Regions from separate parts of the Homo sapiens genome. Here regions 2 and 3 are each linked to region 1. A link is a loop called in an ENCODE intact Hi-C map of the cell type or tissue named here. Cell type or tissue: mammary epithelial cell. All regions are shown on one strand. Links, peaks and the distances in the headings refer to the core of each region. The heading gives the core; the rest is flanking DNA.

Evidence for each region. Peaks named below come from ENCODE experiments on the same cell type or tissue, not always from the same donor. Only the 100,000 strongest peaks of a DNase experiment are listed, where the experiment ranks them.
Region 2: a loop joins it to region 1, with 11 times the contacts of the local background. A loop is called at or near these places in 3 of 110 quality-filtered maps.
Region 3: it touches region 1 in a loop (12-fold over the local background); 59 of 110 quality-filtered maps call a loop at or near these places.

Annotation. Positions count from the first base shown.
Region 1 is chr11:12,959,465-12,967,821 of GRCh38, reverse strand. No RefSeq gene overlaps it. Among named protein-coding and RNA genes, the nearest start is that of LINC00958, 26 kb to the left of the region's middle. RefSeq lists a silencer at 3,474-3,533. In mammary epithelial cell, for the core only: CTCF peaks have their summits at 3,576 (motif pointing left) and 5,989; no DNase peak of the experiment used is centred there.
Region 2 is chr11:13,203,435-13,211,791 of GRCh38, reverse strand. No RefSeq gene overlaps it. Among named protein-coding and RNA genes, the nearest start is that of BMAL1, 70 kb to the left of the region's middle. RefSeq lists an enhancer at 3,987-4,544. In mammary epithelial cell, for the core only: a CTCF peak has its summit at 4,350; a DNase peak (open chromatin) is centred at 3,461; H3K4me3 peaks cover 605 bases; H3K27ac peaks cover 1,407 bases.
Region 3 is chr11:13,180,456-13,188,812 of GRCh38, reverse strand. No RefSeq gene overlaps it. Among named protein-coding and RNA genes, the nearest start is that of BMAL1, 93 kb to the left of the region's middle. In mammary epithelial cell, for the core only: CTCF peaks have their summits at 5,048 and 5,624 (motif pointing left); a DNase peak (open chromatin) is centred at 5,342; H3K4me3 peaks cover 183 bases; H3K27ac peaks cover 622 bases.

The sequences.
Region 1 (8,357 bases), core at 1,371-6,370:
AGACCACCTACCGACAGGGACTCATGATGATAGTTTGAGAGTGAATACATTCAAGGCCCAACCCCAGTACTTTACATATCTCCCCTCCAAATCTAGAAACCAATGCCTTGGCTCCCTATGTTCCTACAACTTGGCTTTTTCTGCATAAATCCCCTTTCAAAGCTCTTGTCTTAGAGCCAGTTGATACTGATCGACACATATTTTAATTAAATTTGCATTTACCTATTGATTTTCATACCCAGTCTCATTCCAAAAAGGATTGGAGGCAGCTTCTAACATTTCAATGTGATAATCACTTTGATAAATCTGCCTTACCACCCCTGTTCACAAACACCTGTATCTACATCCACGAAATATAGATGATCTTCATAGTTTAATTGTAAAACAATACACAAAACACCTTTGAAACCTGGCTCCAAGTTTTAAAATAGGTGCATTGTACTTTGTATGCTAAGAAGTTTCAGACAGGATTGGGCGTCCTGGCCACAGAAATAGAGTCTTGTGGGAGACCCCCAGTTTGGATTCAGAGTTTGGGATGGCCAGAAGTATGACCACATTGATTTTCTTTCCTTGTTAGGTGTAGAGAAAAAGAGGTACACAGGTTGTGTTGAAGAGCAGAGTTTCGTCCAAACCAGGTGTTTGGAGCATTGGAGGAGGGAAATTTTCCTCCCTTCCAGGAGCCCCTCCAGCATCCCAGATCTTGCCAACTCAGACCCTTTCCCAGACAAACTTGCCTCTCATCCCTCAGGGAGTCAGTTGATCCCAGCTGGAACTGTAATCCTTTGCTAAAAGGCCTCTTGGCTGAAGCCCAGCTCAGCAGGGAAGGGTTCAGCTTTGTCCTTGGGGGGCTTCTGCAGGAGGTCCCATTCTTGGGGACTCTGACACTGTGGGAATCTGGCAGGTGCCCCTTCCCAGGTTCACAGAGGTTGCTTTGGGGGGTTGCAACAGGACTTGCTTCTCTGGTGTTTATCTCAGTGAAATTCAAGAAAGTCCATGTGCAGTTTCATCCTGGGATAAAGGAGGGTCTTCTCTTCCTACCAGCAACTCCAGGCAAGATACTCTCCTCAGCCCAAAGGGCTAAAGAGAAGGCAAAGGGAACAAAGGAAGGCCATTTTACTCATTGTTGTTGAACTTAAAATGTGTAATTATCTTCTGAAAACAGCTGAAGGGCTTATGTAAAGCATGACACAGGAGAAGGTATTTAAACATGAAACAAGGCAGCATCTTTTGCTGGAGCAGAATACCTGCTTTCCAAACTCCAGATCGACTTTGGAGGAGGAGAATAGCATGACAGCCTCCATGTGTGAGTCCTGTCAACACTTGGCATCCACCTTCCCATTCACTTTTCACAACACTGCATGGTAAACCATTTCACAGATAAAGAAATGGAGTCTCAGAGAACTGGAGTAAATTGCCCAAAGATGCACAGCTACTCAATAATAGAACCTGAATTTGAACCTGCTGGGTAATTCTAGAGCCCTCAGCCTTAGCCACTACACAGCGCTCCTTCCCATACTGTCACTACCCATAGTCGTTCAGCCATGCATTCCCTAGCCACTAAGGCAAAGCAAAAGATAATGGGCTCAATGAACCTCACCCCTCAGATGGGCTAAGTCACACGGCACTTTTGTTTTCATTGTGAATGCCCATCAGTGAGGCACATACTGCCTGTTACAGCAGATCTGCTTCGTGCATTTGTAAGTTTTGCCTGACCCTGGTGTGCATTTGAGTTTGCGATTCCAGGACTACAACATTTCTAATAGGAAAAATGTCAGCTCTGTCTTATTCTGATATTGACATGCTTTGGGGATGCCTTAGGAGGCTAGGAAGCCTTCTAAGTAGCTTCTGAATTTAACACATTTCTATAGAACTGTTACAAGCTGGTTGGGAATGTGGAAGCATGCTCACCAAAGACGGTTTTCATTAGGCTCAAATCAATGATGAGCTTTTCCTGAGAACTTGAGGCTTTAGGAGAGAGTAGCATGGGCCGTTGGATTATTATAACAACAACAACAAAAAGATTTTAATACATTTTTCTCTCATTGTTTTGCCTGATGACAGATGCAATCCCAGATCACAGGCATTTGGTGCATGAGAGCTTTTCTGTTTACAGGTGTCCACTGTGCCTTGGAGAGGGCTGGGGCACCGCCCTAGGGATTGTTATTTCAGACAAGAACTTCACCCTACAAAGTAAAGGCAAGACAAAATGTCATTGTCCCTTTTATGCATCACAGAGGCACATTGGACTTGTAGAAGGAGCATACCTTTTAGACACTAGGTGGACTAGGTAAAACCTGGATTTGAATCCAGCTTTTTCTACTTCACAGTTGTATGACCTAGGACAAGTTACATCAAGTACATTTTTGAGTCCAGTTTCCTCATCAGGGAAATGCAGATAAAAATACAGACTTTGTTAAGGTACCGTAAGGATTAGAGGTGATATATGGAAGACCCCATGCAGGGAAGACCCCCTGGAAGACTCTTTGTAGTTGATCTAGATATTATCAGGAGCAGCGTGGGACATGCGGCACTGCACATGCTGGCCACTAGCTTGCACAGCAGGTCCTCAAATAATGTCATGTTTTTGTTTTTGTTTTTCTGAGACAGGGTCTTGCTCTGTCACCCAGGCTGGAGTGCAGTGACACAATGCTGGCTCAACCTCCTGGGCTCAAGAGATCCTTCCACCTCGGCCTCCTGAGTAGCTGGGATCACAGGTACACACCACCATGCCCAGCTAATTTTTAAATTTTTTGTGGAGATGGGGGTCTCACTGCGTTGCCCAGCCTACACCATTTCATTAGAACATGGATAAGAAAAAAAAAATCCATGCCTTCTGGGGCCACACTCTGTGTGGAGTCTGTACTCTCTCTCCATGTCTGCATAGGTTTTCTCCAGGCACTACCACTTCCTCCCACATCCCAGCGATGTGCACATTAGGAGAACTGGTGTGTCTACATGGTCCCAGTCGGAGCGAGCGTGGGTGTGGGTGAGTGCGCCCTGTGAGGGAATGGCATCCTATCCAGGGCTGGGTCCCACCTTGTGCCCTGAGCTGCCAGGAGGGGCTTCGAGCACTCATTACCCTGAACTGGAATTACTAAGTAAATAATGATCTTGTTTTTATTCATCAAATGCATGTATAGCTCACATTTATTTCAGTGTTTAGTATTAGAAGTGTTTTGAGTCTTTACCTAGAAGTTTGCTGATGTTTTTGTGACCTGAAATATACTGTAGGAACTCAACTCTAGTTTATAGCCATTAGCCTGTAGTAAAATTGGTTTCCCTTTAAGTTGTAGTTCCGAGAACCTAAGGACAACGTTAACTTACTGTACTGTCAAGGTCAAAGGAACTGCTCTGTTTCAGAATGGATGGTTGGACTCCACAAGGGCAGAAAATGCCACACAGCACATCACCTGAAGTGGTGCTCAGAGTGTCGGGTTTCTGGTTTTCAATTATTAAAAACACGCAAACAACTAATACCACCCTCCTCCCACCCCTCTCACCCCACGTGGATAAAGCCAGGTTCAAACCCCTGGGTCGTCCTGGGTGAGGAGCCCTCAAATGGCAGTTTGCTGCCCTCTGCTGTCCATATCGAGAAGTCCTGGGGGGGATGCTTTGGGCAGCACCGCCAGCCTTAACAATCCAAGGAGCTTGGGCGCCCAAGAGGGAGGGAGTACCAGGAAAAGCCACATAGTCGGAGGGGTCTGGCGAAAAAATGAAAATGTGGGACAACTTCTTAAAAACAGTGAGAGTTTCAAGACAGCGAACAGAGTATTAAGCTAAGCTGTGGACATTTGTGAGGGTGGGGCCTGTGCCACTATCTCCCACACTCTGAAGCTGGCCTCATTATTCCCTGCTCCTGACATTGCACGTCAGGGCTATGACAGAGTCTCAGTGGTTCCTGAAGAGTCTAAGTTTAGGAGAATATGTGGGGAGAGGAGTTGCAGGTAAGGTTCTCCCTAATATGCCAGGCTGAGGGGAATCAGTTTCTCTTGGCTATAATGTAGTGGTACTGAAAGTCTAATTTTTTTTTTTTTTGAGACAGAGTCTTGCTCTGTCACCAGGTTGGAGTGCAGTGGCGCAATCTCGGCTCACTGCAAGCTCCACCTCCCAGGTTCACGCCATTCTCCTGCCTCAGCCTCCCAAGTAGCTGGGACCACAGGCGCCCACCACCACGCCCGGCTAATTTTTTTGTATTTTTAGTAGAGACAGGGTTTCACCGTGTTAGCTAGGATGGTCTCGATCTCCTGACCTCGTGATCCGCCTGCCTTGGCCTCCCAAAGTGCTGGGATTATAGGCGTGAGCCACCGCGCCGGGCCAAAAGTCTAATCTTTTTTCCACTTCCTTGCTATTGGAGTTTGAGAAAGAAAAAAACAAAAAAACAAACAAACAAAAAAACAGGACTCCTTGTCCCAGCCTTGGGAACCAATTCAGACTCAGGGAGTCAGACAGATGGAGATTAAAATATCACCTGCATTACAGAACAGACTACTCTGGAGGACAGAGCTTGGCAATGATGAGCATGCTAAAATGCACTCCCCAGTTCCACCAGGAGAGATCCACGCAAATGAGAGTGTGGGCCGACTGCTGTCACCCACTAGTTAGCTAACTCAGCACACTTCCATCGGGAGGATTAAGGAGCAGAGCAAGACGCCAGGAGGATTTAGAGAAAAAGCCCTCTGTGTGGAAACCAGAGCAGTGGGGGGCCAGTGTCCCCCCGATATTATTCAGGGGCTAACTAGGAAGATAGACACCACTCCAAGTAGTTACAACAAAGGGAATCTGATGCAGGGAATTGGTGGAGGTGCTGGGAAGAGAAATCCCAAGATTCTCAGGAATACAAAGTCACTGCCATTCTTAGGATGAAGGAGTGAAGGGGTAAGGTGCTGTTCCCAGATCCCCCAGCCAGATCACTGGCAGGAGCCAGAACCTGTGAGGGTCCCTCTGGCAGGAGCTGGAGCTATGAAGGAAAAAGAGCCACTGCTGGATATGCCACCTGAGATGGAGAGAGACGGGATGAGACCCTAACTTCTCCCTTCTTCCCACCCTGTTTCCTACCAGAACCTTCCACTGGCCACTCAGCGAAAGGCAGCTGATTCAGCACCTGGAGAAGACCGGCAACAGGGCTGAGTTTCCTTGCACTGCAGAGGAGGGGAGAGGCAAGGAGTGGACATGAGCACGGAGGATCCAGGGCACTCCCTTGATGGTGATGCCCTCGAAGGGCTGCCCCGTGCCCATTGTACAGAATGTGGATTCCACCCCACGCCATGAGAGCTCTCGCGCAGGCCCAGACCACTTTATAAGCCATATTTCCCACCAATTCCTGTTTCTGGATCTGTCAGGTTATTTCATATTTCTAGGCCCTTAGCTTTGCTTCCTCTTCCCTGAACGCCCTTTGCCCACATCATCCCAGCTCTCCTTCTCCTCCTGCCTTCTGTCTTCTCTTCCTCTCATTTCTTGTCACCCAGGCTGGAGTCCAGTGGCGTGATCACGGCTCACTACAGCCTTGAACTCCCGGGCTCAGGTGATCCTCCCACCTGAGCCTCCCGAGTAGCTGGGACTACAGATGCACACCACCATGCCAGCTAATTTTTAAAACTGTTTTTAGGGATGGGGTCATCTTCCTGTGTTGCCCAGGCTTGTCTCAAACTCCTGGGCTCAAGTGATCCTCTCACCTCAGCCTTCCAAAGTGCTGGGATTACAGGCATGAGCCACAACATCCAGCCCCTTTTCTCTTTTCTTACCCTTCTTTCCTATTTTCTTTTCCATTTTCTTTCCCTCCCTTCTTCTTTCTTTCCTAACTATTAAGGAGTAGATTGAATTCAAGGTCTTTATGTGTGTCAGTTTTTGTTTTCCAACAAATATTTCTTAAAAACCAACCATTGAAACGTAATGGTAACCACTGGCCCCTGTCTCCACCTCCACACCTAAGAAGCCCCAAATCCAGATGTGTCCATTAAAATCAGTCCAGATCTTCTTTACCAAGCCACTAGATGTCATATTAATTTCACAGCAGAATAGGGAAGCCCATGCCGGAGCTGAAAACCTGCAACAACAAAAAAGCATCTAAATACTGCAAAAAAAAAAAAAAAAAAGAGGGAGAGAGGCATCTTAATATTTGTCCTTAACACATCATACCAGACTTCTGCTTCCAGGAATGACTGGATGTGGTTTTTCTAGGTGGACATAATACAAAATGCAGCTACCTGAAAACAATGGAAAGTGGACAGAGCAGGCAGATTCTGGTGGGAAGTCCACGCAATAAAGAAAAGATGTTACAGGAAGTGAGCGCCCATTTTTGCTGTTTTTAGCTTGGAGGCAGGTGCAGCCATTGTGCAAACCAGGTGTGGTGCTGGTGGAAAAACAGCCATCTTTTTGGACTATGAAAATGGAAGGTTGAGTTCAGGGCAACTATAACTGCCAAAAGAGAGAAGAAAGAGTTCTGGAAGAGAAAGAGCCAAAGAGGGAATTCCCAAATTCTTTCTGCTCCTGTCTGTGGCTGATCCCAAACCACGGACACACACAGCAAAAACAAAAGCATCTCAGCCAGAGACAAAAGAGTCTAAAAGAGACTGGACCTGCCACCTGAGAAACAGAGTTTGAAGTTAGAGTTCAATCACAAAAAAATGCCTGCTAAAACAAAATAAACAAAACCTATTAGAGAAAAGGTGTTCTCTTATCAGAATGTAGGGCCTCCACAACTTAACGTTTATAATGTGTACAATCCAAACTTATTCGACATATGAAGAACTGGAAAAGTGGGACCCATTCTCAAGGGAAAAGATAGCGGAGATTCACTCCAAGATGACCCAGATGTTGGAATTATCCACCAAGGATTTTAAAGCTACTATTATAACTGTTCTCATGCTATAAAATCCACTATTTAGATCATACTTAATTGTGAAGAAATGAATTCTTTCCTCCTAAGATTAGAAACAAGGACGGCATGAATACCCACTTTCACTACTAACACTGAATTTTGTACGAAGGTCCCAGTCAGTTCAATATTTTTAAAAAGATTTTAAAAAAAGCAATAAAAGGCATACATATTGGAAAGGGAAAAGTAAACTGTCTAAATTTGCAGATGACAAGGTCATATAATGGTTTAAAAAAAGCTACTAGAACAATATGTGAGTTTACCAAGGTTAAAGGATACAAGGTCAATATGCCAAAGTCAAGTGAATTTCTATATATTTGCAATGAACAATTCAAAATGGAGTTTTAAAACATTTTTATTTATGATAGTCTCCAAAATACTTTTTAAGAAAGAAAATGACAGAAGCAACCCAAGTGTCTACTGATGGATAATTAAATTATAGTATATAAATACAATGGGGCCGGGTGCAGTGGTTCATGCCTGTAAACCCAGCACTTTGGGAGGCTGAGGTGGGAGGATCACTCGAGCCCAGGAGTTCAAGACCAGCCTGGGCAACATGGTGAAACCCCATCTCTAGAAAAAGTACAACAATTAGCTGAGCATGGTGGTGCACACCTATGGTCCTAGCTACTAGGAGGCTGAGGTGGGAGATCACCGGAGCACAGGAGGTTGAGGCTGCAGTGAGCTGTGATTGTGCCACTGCACTCCAGCCTGGGTGACAGAGCAAGACCCTGTCTCAAACACATATATACATACATATGTGGAATACAATGGAATATTTACTTAAAAAAGAAAGAAAATTCCGACAACATGGATGGACCTTGAAGATATTATGTTGAGTGAACTAGTCACAAAAGGACAAATACTGCATAATTGTACTTTTATGAGGCACTTAGAGTAATCAAACTCAGAGACAGAAAGTAGAATGCTGGTTGCCAGGGGCTGGTAGAATGGAAAGTTATTGTTTAATGTTTATAAAGTTTTAGTTTTGCAAGATAAAAAGATTTCTGTGGATGGATGGTGGTGATGGTTGCACAATGTGAATGTACTTAATGCCACTTAAAAATGGTCAAGATGGTAAATTTTATGTTATGTGTATTGTACCACAATTTTCTTTACAAGGTCTCAAGTTGGACATTAAAATGCCAGGCAATTAAAAGTATTTATGTTTAAAACTTAATTTAAAAAATAATTGACAAGTATATTCTAAAATTTGTTCGAGAAGGCAAAGGACCTAGAATAGCAAGAATACTCTTAAGAAAGGAAAACAAGTTTGGAAGGACTTAAACTACCTGAATTCAAGACTTATCATTAAGATACAGTAATCACAACAGTGTGTTACTGGCATAAAGATAGACCATATGAGATCAATGGAACAAAATAAAAGCTTTAAAATGCACCAATACTTATATGGTCAATTGATTTTCAACAATGGTGCCAAAGTAATTTAATGGGGAAAAGATAGTCTTTTCAAAAAATGGTG
Region 2 (8,357 bases), core at 1,410-6,409, 240 kb before region 1:
AAGCATTACTTTATTAGGGAAATCTTTCCTGATTTCCCTAAAAAAGTCAGGTCACATTTATCTTTTATGAAGTTTCATAACACCATGCATGTACTTCTTCATGGCACCAATAGCAATAGAGAATTATATTATAGTGTCATTATTTGAGTAGTGGTTCTTTCTCTCACTGACAGTAGAGTCCTGGGGAGGTAGGAATCATGTATGATTTTGAATTAACATTGAGTCTGTAGCACAATTAGTACTTGAGCACCCAATTAAAAATAACAGCCTCCATCATTCTTTTTTTAATAGTTTTCTTTTTTCTTTTTTATAATCTTTTATTCTTTTTTCATAGCAGTTATAATCACTTGCCATATATGTGTGTATGTATATGGCAATAATATATATGTATTTATTTCCTTTGTTACATTGAAAGCTTCATAAGGGCAGAGAATTTGTCACTGATTTATTTTTTCCCAGCACCAAAAACAGTACCTGGCACTTGATGGTCATTTCATAAGTAGTTTTTGCATATGTAGCATTTAATAAATATTTGTTCAAAGAATAAATATATTTTGTGTAATAATAATAACAGCCACCCTCACCAGCAATATGATGGTACTTAATTAGCCCACCTAGCTTTATGCAATTGTATGTCTATATTTTCCATAAATTTATTATGTAAAGTTATAATAATTACTACCAAATTTATCAAAATAACTACATTAATATACAAAATTCAACCTTTACTATAGTCAGTAGTCAAGGTAACTTGTTTATCTGCTCATATACCCTTAAAATAATTTATGAATCCATTGCCCCAGAAGAGGAAAATCAAATAATGATGAACATCCAATCCATGATTGCAGTTAGATCTGTTAAGGAATTATTATCTGTCTCCTCCAGGGTAAGTGTTCTTTTGATCAGCCCTGCTACATTTCCCTTCGAAGAGGTCTTATGAATATTCACTGCCACTGATATGAATGGAAATGCTCATTTTCCTCAAAAAGGAAGGCAGGTTGGCAAATAACAAAATTGGCCATAGTAAGGATGGACTGAAGAGGGTGGAGGATGGACTAAGAGGGTGAAGGATGGTGGTTGGAAAGGCAGATGTCTAGGACTTGAAATCCTCACAGGACTGCCTTTATGTCTTGTACTGCAATCAGGCAGGCAAAAGAGTGGCTTGGGATGATGCTCCCAGCTTCCCAGTTTCTCCAAATCCTTACCTCTGCGGCTTCCTTCTGCAGTGGCCTAAGAAATCTAGGTTACTTGTGCCACCTGCTGCCCAGATTGTGGATGACTTGCTGACATGCATACACACCTCTTGGGATTTTGTTTGTTTGTTTGCTTCAAGCAATTTTTACCCAGCTCACTCCTTATCCATGGCTTTCTGACTTTCTTGTTTTCTTTTTTTTGTTGTTGTTCTTTACAGAGATAATCAAGGTAAACTGACTTTCTCCTCCTCTTGTCCTTGGAGCACACCTTCTGAGCTATGAATATACGTGAAAGCATGGTCTGGGAGGGTGCTTTGGAAAAAACTGGGGCTCACAGCTTCCACATGCTGTTCTCATTTCTGACCATGTTTTAACCTCTTGTTTCCATTCAATGCACTAATGGCCTTGGGTAGGCCCTGCTGGAACAAAGATGAATGAGACGTGATTCTGCTCCCCAAGGAGCTCATAGACTACTGGGAAGGGGGAGTGTAGATACATAAACAAATAATTAAAATTCAATGTTATGATAGGGACAATACAGACACAGAGGGAGATGTAAAGTCCACTGATGGGAACCAGCAGAGCTTTGGAGAGGAGATGCTGCTTACCTACTCTCTGAGGGATGGGCTGGGGTTCAGAAGGTGGAAAGGAGGACTGGCGTTTTAGGGAGGTGGAATGGCATTTGCAAAAGTAGCGGGGAAACAGCCTATTTGGGGAGTAGTGAGAAGTAATTTGGTAACCACTGTTAACATTTTCTCATAGGTCCTTCCAGGCTTTCTGACATGCATTTTCCTGTGTATATTTGTGAATGGATGAGTGTGTGTGTGTGTGTGTGTGTGTGTGTGTCTGTGACTTGCCTTCATTTCACTAAACATTGTATGTTAGAAGTCTCTCCGTGTCAGTAAAGAAAAGCTCCTTCATTTTTTAAAACTTCTGTAGTGTTCTATTGTGTTGATCTATTATAGTCCCTCTTTAATAGACCGTTTAGGTAGTTTCCAGTTTTTCACCTCCTATGTGTATCTTCGTGAACCAATGTCTAGAGAGGAAGTTGCTGAGTTAAAGGGTACCTACATTTAAATATTGACTGCTATTACTTAATGACCTCCAAAAAGGCTTTACCAATGTATACTCTTCATGGAGTGGCTAAAGTATGTCATGGCCTAGTAAGTCTTTCACATTTTCCCCTTTCTGCCTTAATCCATGGCATAATTTTCCTCTCCCGAAAATAATGATCCTGACAGCAATCCTACATGTATGGAATGAGTTGCCCCCATTTTACAGATGACAAAAAACGGAGGATCAGAGGAGTTGGGTCTTATCCACAGTGCCCCAGGGAGTCAGAACCAGAACTAGAACTCGGGCCTTCAGAATCCTAAAGCTTTTTCTACTATGTTGCTAGGCAACACTTCTCCCTTTTGATTCTTGTGCCAATGCTACTTGTTGCCATGGTACTGCTGGGACAAGGAGCAATAAGTTGTAATTAAGCAGTGAGCTAGAATCTTTGCTCCTAGCAGAAAAGGTTTTGTTTTGCCCTTATGTGTGGGTGGACAGGAGATAAGGCCACCAGGGCTGCACTTGGTGCAGAGAGGGGCAGTTGGAAGAAGCCAGCTGATTATCATGTAGGTTTCATGTGAGGGCGGATGTTCATCTTCACTTTGCCCATTTGAAACCATGTTTGCCCAGAAATGCCTGGATGGGGGTGCTGTGTGGGGTCCCTGCCTAGACACTGGCTTGTCAAAAATCAGCATCCAACTTCAGTGTGTGCCTTCTCAGTCTAGAAGAAATAGGGGCCTCGTTGTTAACAGCACCATTCTGGAATCAGACAGGTCTGGGTTCAAATGCTGGTTTTGCCGCTTACAGAAATTTACCAACATTTTCTGATTCTCAATTTCCCTGTCTGAGTGGGGACAATCAGGGTGACCTCGTAAGGTGTTCTGTGTATTGAGTGAGAAAATGGGGCTAATCACTTAGCCAAATGCCTGACATTAACTACCATTTGTTAAGCGATCAGTGCATGTAGCCAATGCTAGCGTTTTATTTTTATCATTCACCCACCCGTTCTTCTTTGTATGCTTTGCAGTAATCAAAGGGTTTCCAAAACATCTTTAGTATTCCATCACTCAGTGCTGAGTTGAGGGATTACGAAAGCTCATCATGTTTTTCTCTTTAGACAAGAACACTCAAAAACAGATTTTCAAAAGATTTGATGTAGTGAAGTTCTGCACCTCAGAAATGTGTGTTATCTGCCCCAGGAATGAGTCATCGGTAGTAGGAGGAAAAGTGAAACTGTTTTTCAAAGGCGACACAATGGAAATTGCACAATTCAAATTACTGCAATTGCCTTTTCAGCTGAATCCAAGGAAATGTTTTGTTTTTTTTTTTTTCAATTCATTCAGTTGACTTTTTGAACACTTCTTATTTGTCAGGCCCCATGCAAGGGGTGAAAAGATGAATAGAACATGGCCCCTGCCCAGGGAGTTCACAGTTTAGTAGGGGAAGAGGAATTTGAAATAATTACAGCAATGCGATAGCTGCTGTGGTGAGGTCTGTGGATGGCGTTGCGGGGACACTAGAGCAGGAAGTCCTTAACTCGGGGAGAGAGGGAAGTCGGGAGAGAGAGGAATATCGGGAAACACTTCACAGAGCTGGTATCAGCTGGGCTAAGTCTAAAAAGATAAGGGCAATCAGCAGGCAGAAGGCACTTGGGCAGAGAAAATGGTGGGGAAGCGGGAGAGAGCACGGAGCCTTCAGATCTGGGTGGGGGACAAGGCTGGAGGAGCAAGCGCCTGCACCCACAGGCCTGGCCCTGTGCTGCATAACTCACTCCTTCTAAAAGCACCCCCTGCTCCCTCCCATTCTTGCAGTGCTCACTACTTTCCTCCTGCTCCTCAGGTTTGCTGTCTCTGCTCCTACCCGGCCCCTCCTCCCCTGCATTCTTACCCTGGGCTTCATCTTCTTTCTTCCTGTCACACCTGAAACTCCAAACCCTTACCTTTTACATCCCTTGCAAAGATGTTCCAATGATCCTCGATGCTACAGGGTAAATATTTCACTTGTTCTGGTCTTTTGTGCAACCCTCTCATCAGGCATAGAACTTAATTCTAGATTTGCACCCATTAGAATACGAATCTCACCCCAAGGCAGCCAGGAGGAGCTGTCTCCATTGCAAACGCACTGATTCCTTTATTCCTTCTCCTAGGTGTGTCCTGAGGACATGGCTCAGCTACTAGACTTTTTTTTTGGTTTTTGTTTGTTTAATTCTTTGTCCTTTAGAGATAGGGTCTCTCTCTGTCACTCAGGATGGGGTGATCACAACTTACTACAGCCTTAACCTCCTGGGCTCAAACCATCCTCCCACCTCAGCCTCCCGAGCGAGTACACTTTTGATGCGGGAGAGGCCTCGTCATTTGCAAGTGAGGCAGAGCAGTGCCACTTCCAGCTGACCACGTGGCCTAGGAGGTAAAGACCTAGGCCATCCAAGTATGTTGGGGTTCCAGCTGTGTCTGAGGTGGGGATGTGACTTTGTGTTTCCCCACCTCTGATTAGTGGGAGTGTGCCAAGGTGCCTTTCATTGTTTCTCCTGGGACAGAGAATCAGACAGCTACTACTCCACAGAGTTCTCGTTGCTGGCCCAGGCTCTTCTTTGGAATGAAACTGTCTGCAATGTAGATGCAATTCCAGGAATAATTATAAACCAATCCACAATGAACTGTCCCTGAAGACTGAGATGCCCAGGTGCTTGTGAGTGGCTGCTGGTCTGACCATTTGGATGCCTCTCTGAATAAATTTACCCTAGCAGGGCCAGGCTGCATGCATCATTTTACATATTGCTTACTATTGTGAAAACACATTTTTATATTCTGGCTTTTTACACTTAATAATACGTTAATAAATTTTTCCATCTTGTAGGCTTTCTAGTTGTCATATTTAATTACTTCATAATATTTAGGTGAGTGAATTGATCATAATTTACTAACCTTTCGGCCCACAACTGAATATTTAGGCAGGTTCTAATTATTTTGTTAGTGTGCTTAATACTTCGAGGAACATCTTTTTGTTTATGTTGATTAATCTCCTCAGGATAAATTCCCATGAGTAGAATTTCTAGTTCAGGAAGCCTAACCAACACTTCTGGAATGCGCTTCCATTCTCATCTCACCTAACCGCTCTGGTTTTATGCTTGATTAGTTACTAGAATGGGATAGAAGGAAAAAGGAAGTAAGCAGAGATTCTGGGGTTCTTCCAAAAGTCAGGCTCACTTAGATATGGGAGACTTGGGGCCACCAGATAGCTGTGTGGGGAGACATGGTACTAAGAGATCAGGGAGAAAGACACACATCAGAATGACACAGAGATAACCATAGTCTCTGAATTAGTCAGAAGAGGCTAACGATGGCAGCAAATAGCCCCAAGCTTTAACTACAAGGAATAAATTTATTTCTTGCATAGGGATAGATGGGGCAAGGGACCTTCATTCAGGCTATTTCATACCGAGACATCCCCCTGCTCTGGGTCAGAGGGATCTTCTCCATGCAGATGGGGAAAGAGCAAGTATCACACTGGGGAGATTTCACGGGTCAGGCCTGTTAGTGGTCTACATCCCTTCTGTGTAAAATCCATTGTCCAGAACCCAGACAGAAGTCCTCACTTGAATGCAGAGAAGGCTGGGAAGTATAATTTAGGTATATGTCCAAGGTGGAAGAGGAGAACACAGATACTGGTGCGTACAAGCGGTCTCTGCTGGAGTCTTTTTCAAAATTTAGCCAGTCAAGCCTGAAAACAGGAGAAGCTGGGCAGTAAACAGAAATGGAGCTTTGCTGCTCATACACACTTTGCATGCAAAGTAATGCAAATAGAATGTGCCTTTCCAAATTTTGGCAGTTTCAAGCAATAGCTGCAGTGTCGCACAGTTCTTGGGACTTCTCCCCACTTCCCCCACCATCTGCACAGGAAGTGAAACACAAAGGGTCACATTTTACTTTTGTGTGGATTTCAGGGCAGGCCAGACGCTGGTAATACTGCTTGCTAACCTTCACTGCTTCCCCCTCCCTCTCTACAGCTTGGTTCCTTCAGTTCTTAAGTTTGATCAGGTACTTCCAGCTTCAGATTTTTACTCTTAATTTTCCAGATTCCTGACCTCATATCTTCTTTCTTTTTTTTTTCCCGATGTTTATTCTGCACTAACTGTTGTGCTGAGAACTTTATAAAAGTAATGGGAGGAAAGAAAATATTGCTGCAGTTTCAGGTTGTTAGCCTAGTATGGTGACAGAAATTCACTAAGGGGGAAAAATTGGCTAGGTGCGGTGTCTCATGCCTGTAATCCCAGCACTTTGGGAGGCTGAAGTGAGCCGACTGCTTGAGCTCAGGAGTTCAAGACCAGCCTGGGCAAAATGGTGAAACCTTGTCTCTACAAAAAATACAAAAATTAGCTGGGCGTGGTGGCGTGCACTTGTAGTGCCAGATACTCAGGAGGCTGAGGTGGGAGGATCACTTGAGCCCGGGAGGAGGAGATTTCAGTGAGCCGAGATTATGCCCTGACACTCCAGCCTGGGTGACAGAGCCAGACTCTGTCCCCCCCACCCCAAAAAAAGTCCTTTTGTTGAAGACACACCTTAATGGATTTGTTTGCCTATAAAAAGTGAAGGTTTTCCTGAGCAGAGAGGGAGACAATGAATTGCTGTGTATGAGAGAGTGAAAAGAAAATAATAATTTTGGAATTGGAGTTGTCTTCTACTGGGTCCTTGAGAAGGTACTGGTGACACAGTAAAGAAGGTAATGTTTTGAACCTGGCTATGCATTAAAGTTACTGGGGGGACTTTGATTTTTGAGACTTAAAAAAAATAAATTTTGAAAACAAATCTGGAAATTGTACAAATCGTACATGCATAGTCTGATGGATTTTCACTCACTAAGCGTGCCTGTGTAATCATCCTTTGGGTAAGAAGGTAAATATCACTAGTACCCAGGTGTCCCCTCCCAGGTGCTGCCCTACTCCTTCAAGGCAACCATGACTCTGATTTCTAACACCATTGATAGTTCTGCCTGTTTTCGAATCACATGTAATGTATTGTTCTTTTTGTTGGATTTCTCTTTTTTCACGTTATTGTTGTGAGATTCAACCATGTTGATACAGGTAGCAGGAATTTGGTCACTTTCATTGCTGTATAGCATGAACACAGCAAGAATGTGTAGTATGGGTATTCCTCAGTTTATTTGTCCATCGTTGATGGACGTTTGTGTTGTTTCCAGTGTTTGGCTATTTTTCACACTGCTGTTATAAACGTTCTTTAAAATTAATTTTACTGTGATAAAATATATATAACATAACATTTTCTATTTTAATCATTTTGAGGATATAATCCAATGCCATTAGTTACACTCACTATCTACTATCTACTTCCAGACATTCTTTTTTTTGTAACAACTTCATTGAGATTTAATTCACCATTACATAATTCATTTGTTTAAAGTCTAAAATTCAATGACTTTTAGAATATTCACAGAGTTGTGCAACCATCACCACAATCAATTTTGGAACTTTTTTTAATCACCCCAAATAGTATAGATACCCTGTATTCATTAGCAGTCACTCTTCATTTCCACCCACCAGGCCCTCCCAGCCCTAGGCAACTACTAAACTACTTTCTGTTTTTATAAATTTGCCTATTCTGGACATTCCATGTAAATAGAATTATCCATTATTAGGTCTTTTCTGACTGGCTTCTTTCACTTAGCATAACATTTTCAAGGTTCATTCATGTTGTAGCATGTGTCAGTAAGTACTTCAATCCTTTTTATCACTGAAATGTAGTCCATTATACGGCCAGATATACTACATTTTATTTATCCATTCATCATTTGATGGACATCTGAGTAGTTTCCAAGCTTTGGCTGTTATGAATAATGCTGCTATAAAGATTTATGTGCAAATGTTTCTGTGAATATGTTTTCATTTCTCACTCTTGTTTTTTGTTAGACACAGGGTCTCACTCTATTGCCCAGGCTGGAGTAGAGTGGTGTGATCACAGCTCACTGAAGGCTCTAATACCTGGGCTCAAGCAATCCTCTTGCCTCAGCCTCCTAAGCAGCTGGGACTGCAGATGTACACCACCACACTTGGCTAATTTTTTTTTTTTTTTTTTTTTTTTTTTTGTAGAGACAGGG
Region 3 (8,357 bases), core at 2,229-7,228, 220 kb before region 1:
AATCTATTTAAAAAAATCAAATGAAGATTCTGTGACAGAAAGCTAGTGTAAAATATCAGTAGATGCTTGAATGGCATATTAGACACAACTGAAGGGAGAAAACTCAGTGGAAACTATCCAGACTGAAGGAAGTATGGGGAGAAGAAAAAGATAGAAAACATAGAAAAGAGCATAACAGACATACAAAACATGGTCAATAAATATGGGATATGTGTAACTGGAGTCCCATAAATGAGGAGATAATATATCAGAAGCAATATCTGAAGAGATAATGGCCAAAAATTTTCAAAAAACTGATGAAAAACACCAATCTACAGAATTATTACCAAAGAAGGTATGTAAAAACTGCTAAGAAGTGTTACCAAAAAAGGCAAGTAAAAACTGCTAAAAAAAAATGTAAAGCACCCAGACAAATTAAAACATATTACCTTTAGAGAAGCAATGAGATCAACAGCAGACATAAAAATAAATTATGAGAGCAAAAGAGACAATGAATGCAGTGATTCCTTTAAAGTATTAAAAGAAAATAATTACCAACTTTTAATTATATACCCAGCAAAAACATTCTCTAAAAAATATAGGAAAATTAAAAGTTTATGGATGAAAAAAAGTTAAAACAGAAAAGAAAGAAAAAACCAACAAAGAATTTATCACCAGCAGACCCACAATAAAAAATTTAAAAGAGAGTTGTTGAGGTACATGAAAAAGAATCCTCAAAATCTGTAAATGCAGAAATAAAGAGCAACATAAAAGATAAATGTTTAATAAAGCTGAATGTATACTACCTAAAATAATAATTTCTTATAAAGTTAGAAAATTTAGTAGAATTAAAAATACATGATAATGATAGCATAAGAGGATGTGAGAGAGTTAAAAATAAAGAAATGTGTGTACCTAATAACATACAAATATTAAGCAAAAATTGATTAAAACTAAATGTAAAACCAGAAAAATCTGTAATCATAATGAGATTGGTACCCAATAATTATTTGAATGAGGAGAAAAAATTGTCAGTAAAGATATTGAAAGTTTGAGCAATAAAATGTACAACTTAACATAAATAGCATCTGACTTACGTGCAGTGGGATGCTGCATCCAACAACTACAGAATACATGTTTTCAAATACACAAGGGGAAGTTATCAAAATTCACCATTTATTGATCCATAAAGAAATCTCAACACATTTCTAAAGATTAAAATAATAGTGTATGTTTTCCAACCACAGTGGAAGTCAGTCAGAAATAAACAATAATAAAATAAACTAGAAGATAACTCTAAAAAAATCCCTAATGTTTAGAGATACCCTTCCAAATAAATAATTGCTTAAATAAGACATCATAATGAAAATTAGAAAATTTAAATTAGAAATTAAATATGTTCCAACTTTAGGTCATTGTCTTGCTCCTACATCTCATCATGGGTTGTTAGAAGCAGCCAGGTCACATTTTGAACACTTCACTGCTTAGAAATTTCTTCCACTAGATACCCGAAATCATCTTAAGTTCAAACTTCCACAGATCCCTAGGACATGAACATAATGCAGCCAAGTTCTTTGCTATGATGTAACATCGGCAATATTTACTCCAGCTCCCAATAAATTCCTCATTTCCATCTGAGACCTTGTCAGCCTGGACTTCACTGTCCATATCTCTATCAGCATTTTGGCCACAACCATTTAACCAGTCTCTAAGAAGTTCCAAACTTTCCCTCATCTTCTGTTTTCTTCTAAGCCCTCCAAAGTCTTCTAACCTCTGCCTGTTACCCAGTTCCAAAGCTACTTCCACATTTTCAGTTATCTTTATAGTAACGCCCTACTCCTCAGAACCAATTTTCTGTGTTAGTCCATTTGTGTTACTGTAAAGGAATACCTGAGACTGGGTTACTTATAAAGAAAAGAGGTTTAATTCGTTCATGGTTCTGCAAGCTGTACAGAAAGCATGGTGCCAGCATCTGCTTGGCTTTTGTGAGGTCTTCAGGAGCTTACAATCGTGGTGGAAGGCAAAGCAGTAGCAGGCATGTCACATGGCAAGAACAGGCATGAGAGAGAGAAAGGGGGAAGTTTACACTCCTCTAAACAACCAGGTCTCATGTGAACACCAGGTCCCACCTCCAACGTTGGAGAATACATTTCAACATGAGATTTGGAGGACACAAACATCCAAACCATATCAGTGGGTCTTGGAGAAGAACATTCTTTCTCTTTGTTCATGTTTCTGCATGGGAAGAATATCTACTAGAGTAGCATACCTGGCTTTCTCAGTCCCGCTCATTTATTCCTCCTTCAGCAAAGAGAGGGAGTAGATTTTCTGGCTGATAAGTTAGGGAGAAGGACAGGTCATGTGCAGCCCAGCAACTTTCTATGCTTCTTGTCTCTTTTCTTTTGGGATATGTCTTCCTGAAATAAATACATATTGTATTTGTTTCTCCATATCTTATTATGCAGGACTTCCCTCCTATCCTCTAATAAATTTTTCACATGGCCCTGCGGATCTGCTTTAAACCCATCTCCACCTGCTCTGCACTCTTTGAGGACTGTATCAAATGACTCCTTTGCCCTCTGCCTTCTGGTTAGGTTTGGCCAATGGAAGGCACAGACATGAAATCAGAGGCCAGGAGGAAGAGAATAGGGGCAGGTTGTTTGTTTTCCTGAATCTCCTTCACCAGGTAATGTGTGTGCTGTCTCCTTTGACTGATGGCCACAGCTCCATTCCAACCTCCCTCTCTTGCAGCTATTCTCCTTGGGTTCTGGTAACCTCTCCCTTCTTGTGTTCCTTCAGGCCTAAGGGTGGTAATGGCTTCTTTTCCTTGTGAGCCCCAGGTGTGTCACCATGCCTTCTGGTTTCCATTAACCCTTATAAATAATTCCTTTCCTAATCACTGTTTATTTAACCTGTCGGATGAGCATAACATCTGTTCTTTCCCATACTAGTCAGGGTTCTCTAGAGGGACAGAACTAATGGAATATATACATGTTTATTAAGTTTTTACTCACATGATCACAAGGTCCCACAATAGGCTGTCTATAGGCTGAGGAGCAATGAAAGCCGGTTTGAGTCACCAAACTGAAGAACTTGGAGTCTGATGTTTGAGGGCAGGAAGCATCCAGCACAGGAGGAAGTTGTAGGCTGGGAGGCTAGGCCAGTCTCTCTTTTCACATTTTTCTGCTTGCTTATATTCTAGCCACTCTGGCAGCTGATTAGATTGTGCCTAACCAGATTAAGGGTGGTTCTGCCTTTCCCAGCCCACTGACTCAAATGTTAATCTCCTTTGGCAAAGCCCTCACAGACACACCCAGGATCAGTACTTTGTATTCATCAATCCAATCAAGTTGACACTCAGTATTAACCATCACAGACCCTAAACAACCCAACCTATTGCCTTCTTGCTTACTAGGTTTGGCTGGGCCTGGAGACTGGGCCAGATTTAAAACCAGAGGTAGAAAAGCAAGAGAGGGATCAGATAGTGACCTAGACAGAGAATTTGCTCTATTGAGGGTCATACTGTCAAAAGGCCTGGCCCATGAGTCCTCAGTGCCTGTTCTCAATCGCCCACCTGTTCCCTACTCCCCACCCTCCTGCTCCCATACTGCTGCCTCCACCCCAGGCCAAGGGAGCTCCAGCAGTGGCTTGGAGCTGGAGAAGTCCTGCTGTCCCTGCCCAGCAGATGTGTGTGAGTGAAGGGGTTGGGGGGTGGAGGAGGAACCTATGACACAAAAGAATCTCCTGGTTTCACCACAAGAAGGACTATATGCTCCTAAGGTCTAGGTTGAAATCTGGAGTGGGATTTCCCCAGAAATGTTTTTACATTTACTTCCATCATCACAACACGATTGTTTAGATACATGAGTGAAGAATGGCATTCAATGATGAATGAATTTTATGGGTTGGCTGGACCTAACATTGTTTCTATGGTGAAATGTTTCAAATACATAGCAACCAAATCCCCAAGATGAGAAAATGTCTTCATTTACTAGGTGAAGAAAGACACATATAACCCACGCCCCTGCCATTTGAACTGACGCCACGTGGGAACCTCAGCATTCCTGAATCTTGTAGAAGCTGCCCTTGCCCTTCTTTCACGTCTTCCATTTTGAGGAGACTAAACCTGCTCTCCTTTGGCAGCCGAGGGTGTTTGGAAGTGACTCATGTAGGGAACCCACTGGTTACCCAGTAGCATGAGCACATCAGTCAAACGATTAGACCCCTGCCTCATATGTAGACCAATGACCCTGGAAATTGTTCTGTCAGACTCCTTCCAGTTCTCTGACAATCTGATAGGTGCTGGGAACACACTGCCTGGAGGTGAGTTGTTTACTTGGTTTAAGTGGTTCAGCTGAAGATTTCAACAGAGCTCTGCTGAGTTCGTACGGCAATACCAGTAGCCAGTGTTTAAACATTCATACCCCATGAAGCCAGACGATATCCAGAAATGGCACAGCTTGGAGATGCATCTTACCGAGATCACTGAGCTGCTGTGGCCTGAAAGCCCATTTAACTAGGAAGAATTATATGCAACAAAAAGCACGTTTACAAAGTCTGAAGGCTTCCTTGAGTTAGCATTTGAATGGTTGTCTTTTCTTTCATATGTGTTCTGACAAACTTTATGTTTGACTAGGTGTCTCTGTGGCTTTCTGAAATGATAATGAGTGTCAATAAATATATGGCTATATCTACATTTTAAAGTGTCAGAATAGAAGCAAATTGGAGCCAATGTGACATGGAATAAAGACTATATGAGCTTTATCACTGGACAGACCAGGTTACAATCCAGGAGCTTTGACTTATCAGCTGTGTGTCCTCGACATAGTTACTTAGCCTCCCTGAGCATGTGTCCTTAGATGTGAAATAGGAATAAGGGCACTTTATTGCCTTGTGGAGCTGTAGTAAGTGTCAACCTGGGATCAAACATTTATACATCTACTAGTTGCCTGGCATATTGAAGGTGCTCAGTAAATTGTAGATAAAAATATTTAGGATCTCATCTCATCTGAAACAGAATAAATCTGTGGATACTGGCTGCATTTACTATGAGGAATGATAGAGGGCAGACTTTACAAAGTTATGTATAAAATACATCGTCTTTCATTTTGACTTCCAAGAGGGTAGTGAGAATTCCATAAATGACTTTCTTAAATGTTTTGGCTGAAAGATGCCTCTGTCGCTACTTTTAATTTCTTTGCAGAAACTGGGGGTTTCCTGTTAGGCAAGAATTCCAGAGAAGGATATTGGGCAATGTTTAATTGACAACTTTCATCACCATGTACATGCCTGGTCCCCCAGATAATGGTGGAGCATTTTTGGCAGGTTTCTGACCACCTCTATACCTGTCATAGATTTGCTGATAAGTAGAGGAAATGAAAGATGCTGAATTTTCCTGACATCATTTCAAATTGCATCATTTGAAAACAGTATGAAGTGTATGACTAGAAGCATTACGGAATACAGAAAATCAACTTGCAGCTAACTGGCAATCAGGTTACCTCTAAATTAATGGTGGATTGGGCTGAGTGTGAATTCCATTCCACCACGAAAGAATGAATGGACATTCAATAAATATTTGTGGAACTCTGAAGACGTCCTGAAATGTAAACATTTGTTCTAGTTTACACTGCCACCTGCAGTCTTTGGGGGAACCAGCCTCACTGAATCTCCACAGCATTAAGTGTTATTTATCACTGCTTGACATTTTCAATAATTTAGAGATAAAAAACGGTATGTCTAAGTTGCTTTAGCTAGAATTTTTTGCTTACTGAAGATTTCCTACCTGTGGACTTCAACATTTTTATTTTTTAAATGAATTTATGATTATATCTTTGGCTCATTTTTCTATTTGAATCCTGACAATGTTTTTCTTAACTTCTATAATGGGCTTTTTGAAAATCATTGGTATCATCCTTTACAAAATGTAAGTGATACAGTTTTGTTAGTCTATGATTTCCTTGGCAGAGACCATAGAACATGGCAAACACTGAAAAATGTGTATTGAATTATGTTCTTTTAAGTAATCTTATATTTAAAAATACTTTTAAAAATATAAAAGAACTATGTACTTATTATTTTCAAAAAAATAAATATGTAGGCAGAGTAGAAGGATCCCCACTCAAAGGCAATCACTGTAGTTGTTACCAGGTACTTTTAATTTATTTTAATACCTGAATACTGTTCCTGCAAGTTATATTCTTATTTACCGATTTTCCAGTGCGTTCTCAGTTAGTTTTCAATTTTGCTCTATCATATACTGTTGTTACAAGAACAAAACACTAAATTATAAATATTTGTATTTACAATTGTATTGCAGTCTTCAAACCATGTGATCAACCACCTCCCTCCCACAACACACACACACGCACGCACGCGCACACACACACACACACACACACATATATATATAGTCTAAGAACAGCAAGTCCAGGGGAAGAGATTTTTGCTCTGCTGACTTGGGGGGAGTAGAAGACGTTATGAATGGCTGAAGGTAAAAGAATTGTTTACTAAGAAGGTAGTTGGGTTTGCCCAGAGGGAACACATATCAGAGGAATAGGTTATGGGATAGAGAAGATGAGAGAGTTGCACTTTTGGAAGAGAGAGAGAGATGATTAAAGAGGATTTTAACGAAGTTTTGATGTATAAGCCACTGCTACACATGTGGGATGATGAATTATTTATCTGTCTGTGATATGCTAAGTGAAAAAATTGTTGACCGGGCGCAGTGGCTTATGTCTGTAATCCCAGCATTTTGGGAGGCCAAGGCGATGGATCACAAGGTCAGGAATTTGAGACCAGTCTGGCTAATATGGCGAAACTCCATCTCACTAAAAATATAAAAAATTAGCCAGGCATGGTGGCATGTGCCTGTAGTCCCAGCTACTCAGGAGGCTGAGGCAGGAGAATCACTTGAACCCAGGAGGCAGAGGTTGCAGTGAGCCAGGATTGTGCCACTGCACTCCAGCCTGGGCGACACAGCGGGACTCCGTCTCAAAAAAAATTTGTCAGTCAGCATTTAGAAACTTTTATAGCTCTTTGGCATTGCTGCAAACCCAAGTGCATAATACACGTCCGTGGACTTGTACAACAGGGAATGTGAGAAATCACACAACTAGTGCAATAGGACCACATTAATAACATGATATTTTAAGGTCTAACAACTGTAATCCAAAAGTTTATAAAAACCTGAGAAAAATGTAAGATTGTAAAAATAGTTGTATGACTATTTTAATTTTTAATCAAGGCTGTTTTAAAACTTAAAATTTTACTTAAATTACGAAGTAAAAGTTGTTCTATTTATTGTTAACTTTAATTCACAGATGGCGAAACAAGCTCTACTGGACCATTTCATCATGAAATGATACAACTTTTCTGAATGTGGCAGTAATAAACCAAATGGTAATAATGAGAGTGATTCTGAAAAACTGAAGATCAAACACATTCAGACTACTTTTACTTGGAAATATGATACGTCATATGCTGAGTACAGGTTTGTAGCCTGAATTGATGAGGAAGTGCTTAAAAACGTGGTGTTTTCGTTTATAGAAATGTACCATGTAATGAAGCAATAAATCCACCAAAACTTAAGTGGGACTTACATATAAAATCAAAAAAGATTTATTTGAAAGAATATTGAAATTAAAATGTAATGATTAAAAAGCTAACAGAAGCAGATGTTCAATATTTCACATATAATCAATAGTACTTTGCAGGCATATTTTTTTCTTTTATTTATTTATTTTTTTTCTTTTTTTAAATATTTTTATTATATTTTAAGTTCTAGGGTACCTGTACACAACGTGCAGGTTTGTTACTTATGTATACATGTGCCATGTTGGTTTACTTCCCCCTTTAATTCGTCATTTATATTAGGCACTTCTCCTAATGCTATCCCTCCCGCATTCCCCCACCCCACGACAGGCCCCAGTGTGTGATGATCCCCGCCCTGTGTCCATGTGTTCTCATTGTTCAATACCCACCTATGAGTGAGAACATGTGTTTGGTTTTCTGTCATTGCGATAGTTTGTTCAGAATGATGGTTTCCAGCTTCATCCATGTCCCTACAAAGGACATGAACTCATCCGTTTTTTATGGCTGCATAGTATTCCATGGTGTATATGTGCCACATTTTCTTAATCCAGTCTATCATTGATGGACATTTGGATTGGTTCCAAGTCTTTGCTATTGTGAACAGTGCTGCAATAAACATATGTGTGCACGAGTCTTTATAGCAGAATGATTTATAATCCTTTGGGTATATACCCACTAATGGGATGGCTGGGTCAAATGGTATTTCTAGTTCTAGATTCTTGAGGAATCACCATACTGTCTTCCACTCGGTTGAACTAGTTTACACTCCCATCAACAGTGTAAAA